Linked DNA regions of Homo sapiens: region 2 is linked to region 1. Evidence: chromatin loops called from intact Hi-C (ENCODE). Cell type or tissue: Panc1. All regions are shown on one strand. Links, peaks and the distances in the headings refer to the core of each region. The heading gives the core; the rest is flanking DNA. Region 1 overlaps LIN52 (lin-52 DREAM MuvB core complex component). Region 2 overlaps VSX2 (visual system homeobox 2).

What was found. Peaks named below come from ENCODE experiments on the same cell type or tissue, not always from the same donor. Only the 100,000 strongest peaks of a DNase experiment are listed, where the experiment ranks them.
Region 2: a loop joins it to region 1, with 12 times the contacts of the local background. A loop is called at or near these places in 103 of 110 quality-filtered maps.

Annotation. Positions count from the first base shown.
Region 1 is chr14:74,109,034-74,114,409 of GRCh38, reverse strand. All of the region lies in intron 5 of LIN52 (lin-52 DREAM MuvB core complex component), which reads right to left. The region is part of intron 1 of LOC105370563 (a long non-coding RNA gene); the gene reads left to right. Among named protein-coding and RNA genes, the nearest start is that of LIN52, 27 kb to the right of the region's middle. In Panc1, for the core only: CTCF peaks have their summits at 2,421 and 2,621 (motif pointing left); a DNase peak (open chromatin) is centred at 2,659.
Region 2 is chr14:74,248,943-74,254,318 of GRCh38, reverse strand. The region is part of intron 3 of VSX2 (visual system homeobox 2); the gene reads right to left. Among named protein-coding and RNA genes, the nearest start is that of VSX2, 12 kb to the right of the region's middle. RefSeq lists a silencer at 2,532-2,691. In Panc1, for the core only: CTCF peaks have their summits at 2,375 and 2,600 (motif pointing right); a DNase peak (open chromatin) is centred at 2,618; H3K4me3 peaks cover 403 bases; H3K27ac peaks cover 240 bases.

The DNA.
Region 1 (5,376 bases), core at 251-5,250:
AAGCTCTCAATCCTTCACCCTGGATTCCCACTGTAACTTCCTGCCTCCTCTCTCTACCATCCTACTCTATCCTGTGCACCAATGCCTCCTAAAGGTGTGTATCTTTCCTATTCAAAAATCTTCAGTGGTAGAACTTTTAATGACACAGGAAAATGCTTAAGATAGAATAAAATTTTTTAAAGCACAAGTTAAAACTACACACACACACACACACACACACACACACACACACACTAATCTCAGTTATATTAAAAAAGCATTTCTGGCCGGGCGCTGTGGCTCACACCTGTAGTCCCAGCTACTTGGGAAGCTGAGGTGGGGGACTTGCTTGAGCCCGGGAGGTAGGGGTTGCAGTGAGCCAAGATCACACCATTGCACTCCAGCCTGGGTGACAGAGGGAGACCCTGTCTCAAAAAAAGAAAAGAAAAGAAAAAAAAAAGAAAAGAAAGAAAAATAGCATTATCTGTGTACATGGTACATGAATGGATGCAAGTATACATATAAACACACACATAGACACATAAAGGGACTAAAAGTGGGGCCAGGAAACACATGAAATGTTAATAGTGGTTATCTCTCAGTGGTAAGGCTATGGTTTGTTGGTGGTTTTCTTTTTTTTACTTTCTTCTTTATTTTTACAATAAAAAAAATTGTAGTAAAATCTCTTTTAGTAAAGGGTCTCCCCAAACCATCTACAACACACACAGTTAATTTGACAGCATTAAGATACTTTTTAAAGAACATTTCACATGCTCCCTACTACCACTGAGAATAACTCCTTGACCCCTGGAGTTCAAGGCCCTCCTCAGTCTGGCCCCTCTATCTCCTTCCTAGTCTTAGTCATTATGAGACCTAACATAACCTGGGGTCTAGATTCAACCACTCGCACCGTTCCTTGAGCAGAGCTGTTGCTTTCAAACTCTTTAACATTCACTCTACCTAGAATATGCTCCCTTTCCATTTCTACCCATCTTTGTGTTCTTTAAGGTTTTCTTTCTTTCCTTCCTTCCTTTTTTTTGAGACAGAGTCTTGCTCTGTTGCCCAGGCTGGAATGCAGTGGCATCATCTCAGTTCACCGCAACCTCTGCCTCCCAGATTCAAGTCATTCTCCTGCCTCAGCATCCCGGGTAGCTGAGATTACAGGCGCCCGCCACCACGCCTGGCTAATTTGTGTATTTTTAGTAGAGGCGGGGTTTCACCATGTTGGCCAGGCTGGTCTCAAACTCCTGGCCTCAGGTGATCACCCAACTCAGCCTTCCAAAGTGCTGGGATTACAGGCGTGAGCCACCGCACCTGGCCAGGTTTATTTCCAATGTTCCAGAAATTGCAAATATTACCATACTCATTTCCCTTGTCTATAACAGACATCACTAATTGCCTTCTCTGAATCTAGGCTCCCTCTCAAAATCTTTCTCAATTCAATGGTCCTAGGCAGGTCTTAACTAAATAAAATGAAGTTTATCTGCCACTCCTGTAGCAATCTAATGCAATTGCCTCTTCTCCCCCATCCATATAGTTCTTTGTACTCTCATAGAGCTTTTCTCCTCTATATTTTTTTAAGAATCATTTACCTTAGTTGTCTTATCTTCCTTTCCTACTAGATTTTAATCTACAAGAGGGCAGTAATTATCTTCCTATCCCCTACATAGCCTTGTATGAAGTAGTCACCCAAACAGTTGCTGAACAGGACACTTCATTCTTTTGTTATTCAAAATGGCTAAATATTTGAAAGCTTTATTTTAAAACAATTAAATTTTTCTTGAAGGACTAATTAGTCCAATGTAGTTTCATCAACTTTAGCTAACATTCCTGTTTAATGTAATAGAGCATTGCCTGATACCACATGAAAACCAACAGAGTCCAAGGATACAAGATAAGTCACTGGTAGGGGAAAGTATTGAGACAAGAGAACTTAACCCATTTTTAGGGTCTTATATGCAGATATAAAAACTATTGAATTAACCACATTTTTAGAATTTTTTTCTACTAAGTGGGAGAATCGCTTGAACCGGAGGCAGAGGTTGCAGTGAGCCGAGATTGTGCTGCTACACTCCAGCCTGGGCAACAGAGGGAAACCCTGTCTCAAAAAAAAATTTAAAAAAAAACAAACAAACAAGGAAATATGTAAAAAAAGATGAAGAGATAAAAAAGAAAAACAAAAAGCTAAAAATAAAAATCAACAAGGTATCAACAAAGCTAGGCAAGTAGTCTGGTAAAAATCACAAGAAGGGGCCAGGTGCTGTGGCTCATGCCTGTAATCCCAGAACTTTGGGAGGCCGAGGTGGGCGGATCACCTGAGTTCAGGAGTTCAAGACCAGCCTGACCAACATGGAGAAACCCCATCTCTACTAAAAATACAAAATTAGCCTGGCGTGGTGGCGTATGCCTGTAATCCCAGTTACTCGGGAGGCTGAGGCAGGAGAATAGCTTGAACCACGGAGGCGGAGGTTGCGGTGAGCTGAGATCACGCCATTGCACTCCAGCCTGGGCGACAAGAGCGAAACTCCATCTCAAAACAAAAAAAAAGAAAAAAAGAAAAAAAATCACAACAAGTTTTTACATAGATCAAAAATCCAGTTCAAGAGATGTGGGTAGTCTTTCTGTTAGTGGTACAGAAAGACTCATGCTGCCATCTAGAGGTTAAAGGCTAGATGATTTTTCTCCTCAGTCAAGGACTATTAATTTAGTTCTATGAGAGGTAGGACTTAATTGGCCTAATAAGGGAAGCCAGACAAATAATTCTGATGTCAGCCCACAAAAATAAATAAATAAATAAATAAATAAATAAATAAATAAATAAATACCAGGGGCAGGGCATGGTGGCTCACACCTATAATCCCAGTGCTTTGGGAGGCTGAGGCGGGAGGATTGCTTGAGCCTAGGAGGATGTGGCCAGCCTGGGCAACACAGGGAGACCCCATCTCTACAAAATAAAAATTAAAAAAAAAAAAAAATCAGTCAGGCATGGTGGCACTGTCCTGTGGTTCCAGCTACTCGAGAGGCTGGGCTGGGAGGATTGCTTGAACCTGGGAGGTCAAGGCTGCAGTGAGCTATGACTGCACCACCGCACTCTAGCCTGGGCAACAGAGACCCTGTCTCCAAAAAAACAAAAAGGTGTAAGAATCACAGTTATACTCTCCCTTCCCTCCTTTATATATTAAAATTACAAATCAAAAGAACTGTTTAGAATTTTATCTAGATGGGAAACAACTTCTAAATGTAAATGATCACTTTTTTGCAAATCACATGCCCAGAGGGTGGAGAAGTCTAGTACCACAGGCTAGTGCTGTGGAAACTTCTGCTTCTTGAAAGCAGTTTTTCTTAGTTACTACCATCAAATAAAGTACCAAATAGTAAAGTTGTATAGATAACTTCATCAATGTAGATTAATGGGATAAAGTATTAAGTTTTGAATGGAGACATCTTAATCTTTTTTTTTTTTTTGAGACGGAGTCTCGCTCTGTCACCCAGGCTGGAGTGCAGTGGCGCGATCTCGGCTCACTGCAAGCTCCACCTCCCAGGTTCATGCCATTCTCCTGCCTCAGCCTCCCAAGTTGCTGGGACTACAGGTGCCCACCACCACGCCCGGCTAACTTTTTTTGTATTTTTAGTAGAGACGGGGTTTCACTGTGTTAGCCAGGATGGTCTCGATCTCCTGACCTCGTGATCTGCCTGCCTTGGCATCCCAAAGTGCTGGGATTGCAGGCGTGAGGCACCATGCCTGGCCTCCTTTTTTTTTTGAGATGGAGTCTCGCTCTGTCACCCAGGCTGGAGTGCAGTGGCATAATCTCGGCTCACTGCAACCTCTGCCTCCCAGGTTCAAGCGATTCTCCTGCCTCAGCCTCCTGAGTACCTGGGACTATGGGCGTGCGCCACCATGCCCAGCTAATTTTTGTAGAGACAAGGTTTTACCATGTTGGCCAGGCTGGTCTCAAACTCCTGACCTCAGGTTATCTGCCCACCTCAGCCTCCCAAAGTGCTAGGATTACAAGCGTGAGCCACCACACTGGCCTTAATCTTTTTCTTTTAGAGATGGGGTCTTTCTTTTAGAGAATGGAGTCTTCGTTTTGTTGCCCAGGCTGGTTACAAACACTTGGCTTCAAGCAATCATCCCCGCTTGGCATCCCTCTCAATCTTTTTACAGTGAAATGTTGCTTTTAAAAAACAACAGTGATAAAATTTAGCCAAATAACAGTCCCATTAAACTGCTACATGAACGTACAGAATTATATGATTAATCAGCAGAAGCAACTACTTATATCAAAGTAAGCTAAATTCCTCAAAGCTTTTTTAGAAGGTAATATATTCAGTGTTACCTTATTTACATTAAAGCACATCTACAAAAAGCCCACAGCTAACACTGTGGGTTTCTCCCAAAGATCAGGAAAAGTCAAGGATGTCCACTCCTGCCACGTCTATTCAACACTGTACTGGGATTTCTAGCCAGGACAATTAGGAAAAAGAATTAATTTAAAGGCAGTCAGAATGGAAATGAAGAAGTAAAACTGTCTCTCTTTGCAAATGACAATTCTGTATATGGAAAATTATAAATAATCTACTAAAACATTATTAGAACTAAAGAAATAAGTTCAACGAAGTTGCAGAATACAGGATCAATATACAAAAATTAATTCTATTTCTCAGTAGTAGCAATGAGCAAACTGAAAATGAAATTAAGACAACAATTCCATTTATAATAGCATCAAAAAGAATAAAGTACTTAGGAAAAAATTTAACAAATGAAGTATAATATTTGTGCTTTGAAAATTGCAAAACATTGTTGATGTTGGAAAGCTCACACATCCCAATTTCAAAATTTACTACAAAGCTACAGTAAGCAAGAAAGTGAATTACTGGCATAAGGATAGAGATTACATCAATGGAATAGAATGAGAGTCTAGAAATAAACCTTCACATTTACGGCCAACCAATTTTTTTTGTTTTGAGGCAGGGTCTCTCTCTATAGCCCAGGCTGGAGTGCAGAGGTGTGATCATGGTTCACTGAAGCCTCAACCTCCCAGGCTCAGCCTCCTGAGTAGGTGAGACTATGGGTGCACATCACCATGTATGGCTAATTTTTAATCTTTTTGTAGAGATGGAGTCTCACTTTGTTGCCCAGGCTTGTCTCAAACTCCTGGGCTCAAGCAATTCTCCCACCTTGGCCTCCCAAAGTGCTGGGATTACAGGTGTGAGCCACCATGCCTGGCTGCCAACTGATTTTTTACAAGGATGTCAAGACAATTCAATAGAAAAAGGATAGTCTTTTCAACAAACGATGCTAAGAAAACTGGATATCCACATGCGAAAGAATTAATTTAGATCCCTATCTCACACCAAATATAAAAATTAACTTAAAATGAATCAAAGACCTAAATC
Region 2 (5,376 bases), core at 66-5,065, 140 kb before region 1:
CTGCCTCAGCCTCCCAAGTAGCTGGGATTACAGGCACCTGGCAGCACGCCCAGCTAATTTTTTGTATTTTTAGTAGAGTCAGGGTTTCACCATGTTGGCCAGGCTGGTCTTGAACTCCTGACCTCAGGTGATCTGCCCGCCTTGGCCTCCCAAATTGCTGGAATTACTGGCGTGAGCCCCCACGCCTGGCCTCTCCCCACATTTCTAATACATCCCAAGCCCTTAAGGCTCCAGTACAGGGGAACACCTACACAGTGCCCATACTCCCTGTGAGTGGACTGTGGTGCAGCAGCTAGAAGCCCTAGACTGGGGATTTCTGCTCTGCCTCTAGGTGCCTTTGTGGCTATGAGTGCATTTCTTTTTCTTTTCTTTTCTTTACTTTCTTTTTTTGACGGATTTTCGCTCTTGTTGCCCAGGCTGGAGTGCAATGGCGCGATCTCAGCTCACCGCAACCTCTACCTCCCAGATTCGAGCGATTCTCCTGCCTCAGCCTCCTGAGTAGCTGGGACTACAGGCTTGTGCCACCATGCCTGGCTAATTTTGCATTTTTAGTAGAGACAGGGTTTCACCATGTTGGCCAGGCTGGTTTTGAGCTCCCAACCTCAGGTGATCAGCCAGCCTCGGCCTCCGAAAGTGCTGGGATTACAGGCGTGAGCCACCACACCCAGCCAAGTGCATTTCTTAACCTTTCTGAGCTTCCCATTCCTTACCTGCCCTGTGACACCACCTCTCTGCAGGTTTCTGGTGGAAATTAAACAGCGTGTGGGAAATGCCTGCCACATAGTGATAACTGAAACACACTGGCCTGATGCTTGATGAATTCTGTGGACAGATGTGCAACAAGCTTTGCTTTCTAGCAAATGTTCTAGGATACCTTTCACGTAAAACCCTATCATTTTATCTCCCACCTTTGATATGTCTTCTCAGCATTTAGGCTCCTTTTTCTAGGTGGACTGTTGGTTCTGACAAACCCACAATATTCCTTTGATCCCTCTCTCACTCACTTTCCTGACCGCTCACTTTCTAGAAGAGACTGCTCCTCTCACATGGGAGTCTGGTCCCAAGCTCTTCAGAAGACCCTGCGTCAAGGTGCCAGCGAGGACTAGAGCCCTGCCTTATACTTCAGTCAGGGTGCCAGGTGCCTGAAAAGGGGCCCAAAGTGACACCCAGGGCCACCAGATTTGGAGTCCCAGGACAAAGTGAGTTGGGAGGGCCTTCCAGTTTGGGAATGACCCTGGGTTTCTCTTTTCCTTTTTTTTTTTTTTTTTTTGAGATGGAGTCTCACTCTGCCACCCAGGCTGGGGTGCAGTGGCACGATCCTGGCTCACTGCAACCTCTGCCTCCCAGGTTCCAGCAATTCTCCTGCCTCAGCCTCCTGAGTAGCTGGGATTACAGGCACCCGCCACCATGCCCGGCTTATTTTTGTATTTTTAGTAGAGACAGGGTGTCACCATGTTGGCCAGGCTGGTCTCGAACCCCTGACCTCAAGGTGATCCGCCCTCCGAGGCCTCCCAAAGTGCTGGGATTACAGGTGTGAGCCACCACCCCTGGACAAGCCTGGGTTTCTTGATACATTTCTCCTCAGAGGTATCAGCAGTGATACCCCAGCAGCAATCAGAAAGCCCAGGTTGGCCAAGCGCAGTGGCTCATGCCTGTAATCCTAGCACTTTTGGAGGCCGAGTCGGGTGGATCACAAGGCCAAGATATCGAGACCACCCTGGCCAACATGGTGGAACCCCGTCTCTACTAAAAATACAAAAATTAGGTGAGCGTCGTGGTGCAAGCCTGTAGTCCCAGCTACTCAGGAGGATGAGGCAGGAGAATCGCTTGAACTCGGGAGGCAGAGGTTGCAGTGAGCCGAGATCGTGCCCCTGCACTCCAGCCTGGGCAACAGAGGGAGACTGCATCTCAAAAAAAAAAAAAAGAAAGAAAAGAAAGCCCAGGTTGTGTGGAAAGACTGTGGCTGTCCACAGTTGTCTGGCAGGTGCCTCCACAGCAGGCACAGAATGTGCCTGTGCCTCGAAGGAAAGACTGGGCCCAGGGAAGGACTTCTTGCCAAGTGGATGCAAAGGCACAGCTAGCAGGCCAGGAAACCCTGTCAGCTCTTTCTCGACGTGGGCAATCAGCAGGAACAGCCGAGGCCATGCCTCACACCTCCTCTTGTCTCTGCATCATCACATAGCTGCTGTCCTGCAAGCTCCCGCCCTGGCATCGCCACCAGAAAACATGCCCAGGGTTCCATCCCTCAATCATCTCCCAGGAGACCCTCTGCAGTCCTTCCAGGATCGCCCTCCTAAATACCTCCTGAAGGAGACATTGTGCATGACAGATGCCCTTTGCACATTCTGGTCTCCTCGCTACCTCAGGCCCTGCCCTGCCATCTTGCCACATGCCATCAGGTGAGCGTCCATCACTTTCCCCCAGTCTCTTTCTTCCCCTCTGGCTGGAAGCTGATGAATTTGGGCTCATCGCTGGCGTGACTTAAGGGCTTCACACTCTGCACCCACTCAGCACTTCGCCCGCGGTTTATTGCAGCGCGCTCTGTGCAGCCCAGCCTAAGGCTCAGACAAGTGGAGTCTTGCTGCAGCCTCTGTTACCCACTAGGGGGCAGCTCCGACCACATTTCCAGACAGCCTCTTGCCTGAGCACTGACATTCCATTTCCTTCCTCACCCCAAACCCCTGCCACCCAAAACGCCACTTTCTTCCACTCATATTAACCCACTCAGAACAGAAACAACCCTCTCCTGAGCCTCCAACCCAGTGTGTTTACATTCACTGCACACAGAATCACCTAGAGAGATTTAAAAGCATACAAATGCCAACGTGAAGAGGTTTGATTTTTTGTTGTTGTTTTTGTTGCTTTTTTGAGACAGAGTTTCGCTCTTGTTGCCCAGGCTGGAGTGCAATGGCGCGATCTCGGCTCACTGCAACCTCCGCCTCCCGGGTTCAAGCTATTCTTCCGCCTCAGCCTCCTGAGTAGCTGGGATTACAGGCATCCGCCATCATGCCCGGCTAATTTTTGTATTTTTAGTAGAGACGGGGTTTCACCATATTCGCCAGGCTGGTTTTGAACTCCTGAACTCAGGTGATCTGCCCACCTTGGCCTCCCAAAGTGCTGGGATTACAGGTGTGAGCCACCGTACCCGGCGTAATTTTGTATTTTTAGTAGAGACGAGGTTTCATCATGTTGGTCGGGCTGGTCTCGAACTCCTGACCTCAAGTGATCCACCCGCCTCGGCCTCCCAAAGTGCTGGGATTACGGACGTGAGCCACTGTGACCTGCCGAAGATGTTTGATTTTAAACCAATTAAATCGGAATTGCTGGGTGTTGGCCGGGGGAGCGCATGGGCATTTTAAAAATCTGCCCTGGGGTTTGGCGCGGTGGCTCACGCCTGTAATCTCAGCATTTTGGGAGGCCGAGGCGGGCAGATCACGAGGTCAAGAGATCGAGACTATCCTGGCTAACACGGTGAAACCCTGTCTCTACTAAAAATACAAAAATTAGCCAGTCGTGGTGGTGCGCACCTGTAGTCCCAGCTACTCTGGAGGCTGAGGCAGGAGAATTGCTTGAACCCAGAAGGCGGAGGTTGCAATGAGCCGAGAAAAAAAAAATCTGCCCTGGTGATTCTAATAACCATCCTGAGATGAGATCTGTACAAACCCTTCCCTACTCAAGCACCCATCTTCTTAATTCTGGAATATGACCCACTAATACTTTGTTCCCTACCCTTAGGCAGGGGCCACTTTAGAAGAGGCAAAGTCACACAGTGCTCGGCAGAGAATCTAAACCTCAGCCTTCAACATACACGAGACTTCTAAGAGGGGTGAAATGTAGTCTCTGTTTACTTCGAACATTCATAGTTCTGTAATGTTTGCATTTTATAACAAGCACATCTTAGAAAAAAAAATAAACACATGAATATATATGTAGCCTGCCCTCACAATTCTAGTAACAAGTGACCCCTCAGAGGAAATTAAGTCAGTCTGGAAACCCACCTTCTCTTCCCCAGGGCTGATAGCTGGCAGGGACTTCCAGAATGCCATATCCTAGCATTTAAAAAAAAAAATTTTTTTTTTTTTGAAACAGGATTCTGCTGTGTCACCCAGGCTGAGGTGCAGTAGCACGATCACAGCTCACTGCAGCCTTGACCTCCTGGACTCAAGTAATCCTCCCACCTCAGCCTCCCAAGTAGCTGGGACCAGCATGTGTCACCACACCTGTTAATTCTTGTATTTTTTGTGGAGATGAGGTTTTGCCATGTTTCCCAGGCTGGTCTCAAACTCCTGGCCTCAAGTGACCCTCCGACCTTAGGCTCCCAAAATGCTGGGATCACAGGCACCAGCGTTTTATTTATTTATTTATTTAAGACACAAAGAAGACGGTGTGCCTGAGTCTGATGTGGAGACATAGAAGCTTTTCTTTCCCCAACACTGCACCATAATCCTCCACCTCCAGCCCAGAGCGATGTGGAGTGAGGACGTGTTTACTCTCCAAACACAAAGGCAGAGGAAATCATCATGCCTTTCTGCTGGGACTGGTTTGTCATCACTGTTCTTTGCATTATTACAGTTTGTATAGAGAGGCATTCATGTCTATCTCATAGGATCTCATGTCACGGTAGCTGAGTACTGGGTTTGAATCCCAGTCTTACTTTACCTCTCAGCCCCTCAGTTTCTTCATCTAGAAAATGGGTGTAGGAATGACAGCTAACTAATTTGTCTGTTACGGATTAAATGAAATGAAGCATGCCGGGCATGGTGGTTTACACCTGTAATCCCAGCACTTTGGGAGGCTGAGGTGGGTGCATCATTTGAGGTCAGGAGTTCGAGACCAGCCTGGCCAACGTGGCAAAAACTCGTCTCTCTAAAAATACAAAAATTAGCCAGGCATGGTGGTGGGCACCTGTAGTCCCAGCTACTCAAGAGGCTGAGGCAGGAGAATTGCTTAAGCCTGGGAGGCAGAGGCTTCGGTGAGCCGAGATCACACCACTGCACTCCAGACTGGGTGACACAGTGAGACCCTGTCTCTAAAAAAAAAGAAGAAAAAGAGAAGAAACGAGGTATGGAAAGCACTTAATATCTGGGACAATGGTGAGTACTTAATAAATGCCAGTAACAACACTGTTTTTATTAAGTTAGCATTATGAAAAAATATTATTATCTTACAAATGAGTAATTTCAGACTCAGGGTTTGGCTTGCTGGCAGTGAAACAAAGACTGGAAGTAGGTGTGTCTGCCTTTCCGCGTCTACATCGCAGGTTCTCATCAGACATCAGACAGTAGACTTCAGACATGCAGGGGTTTCTTGGCTTGGCCCAGCAGGGGTGTATGCTCCAGCGGTCCATCTGGGCCTGTTAAACTTAACCTGCCCTGC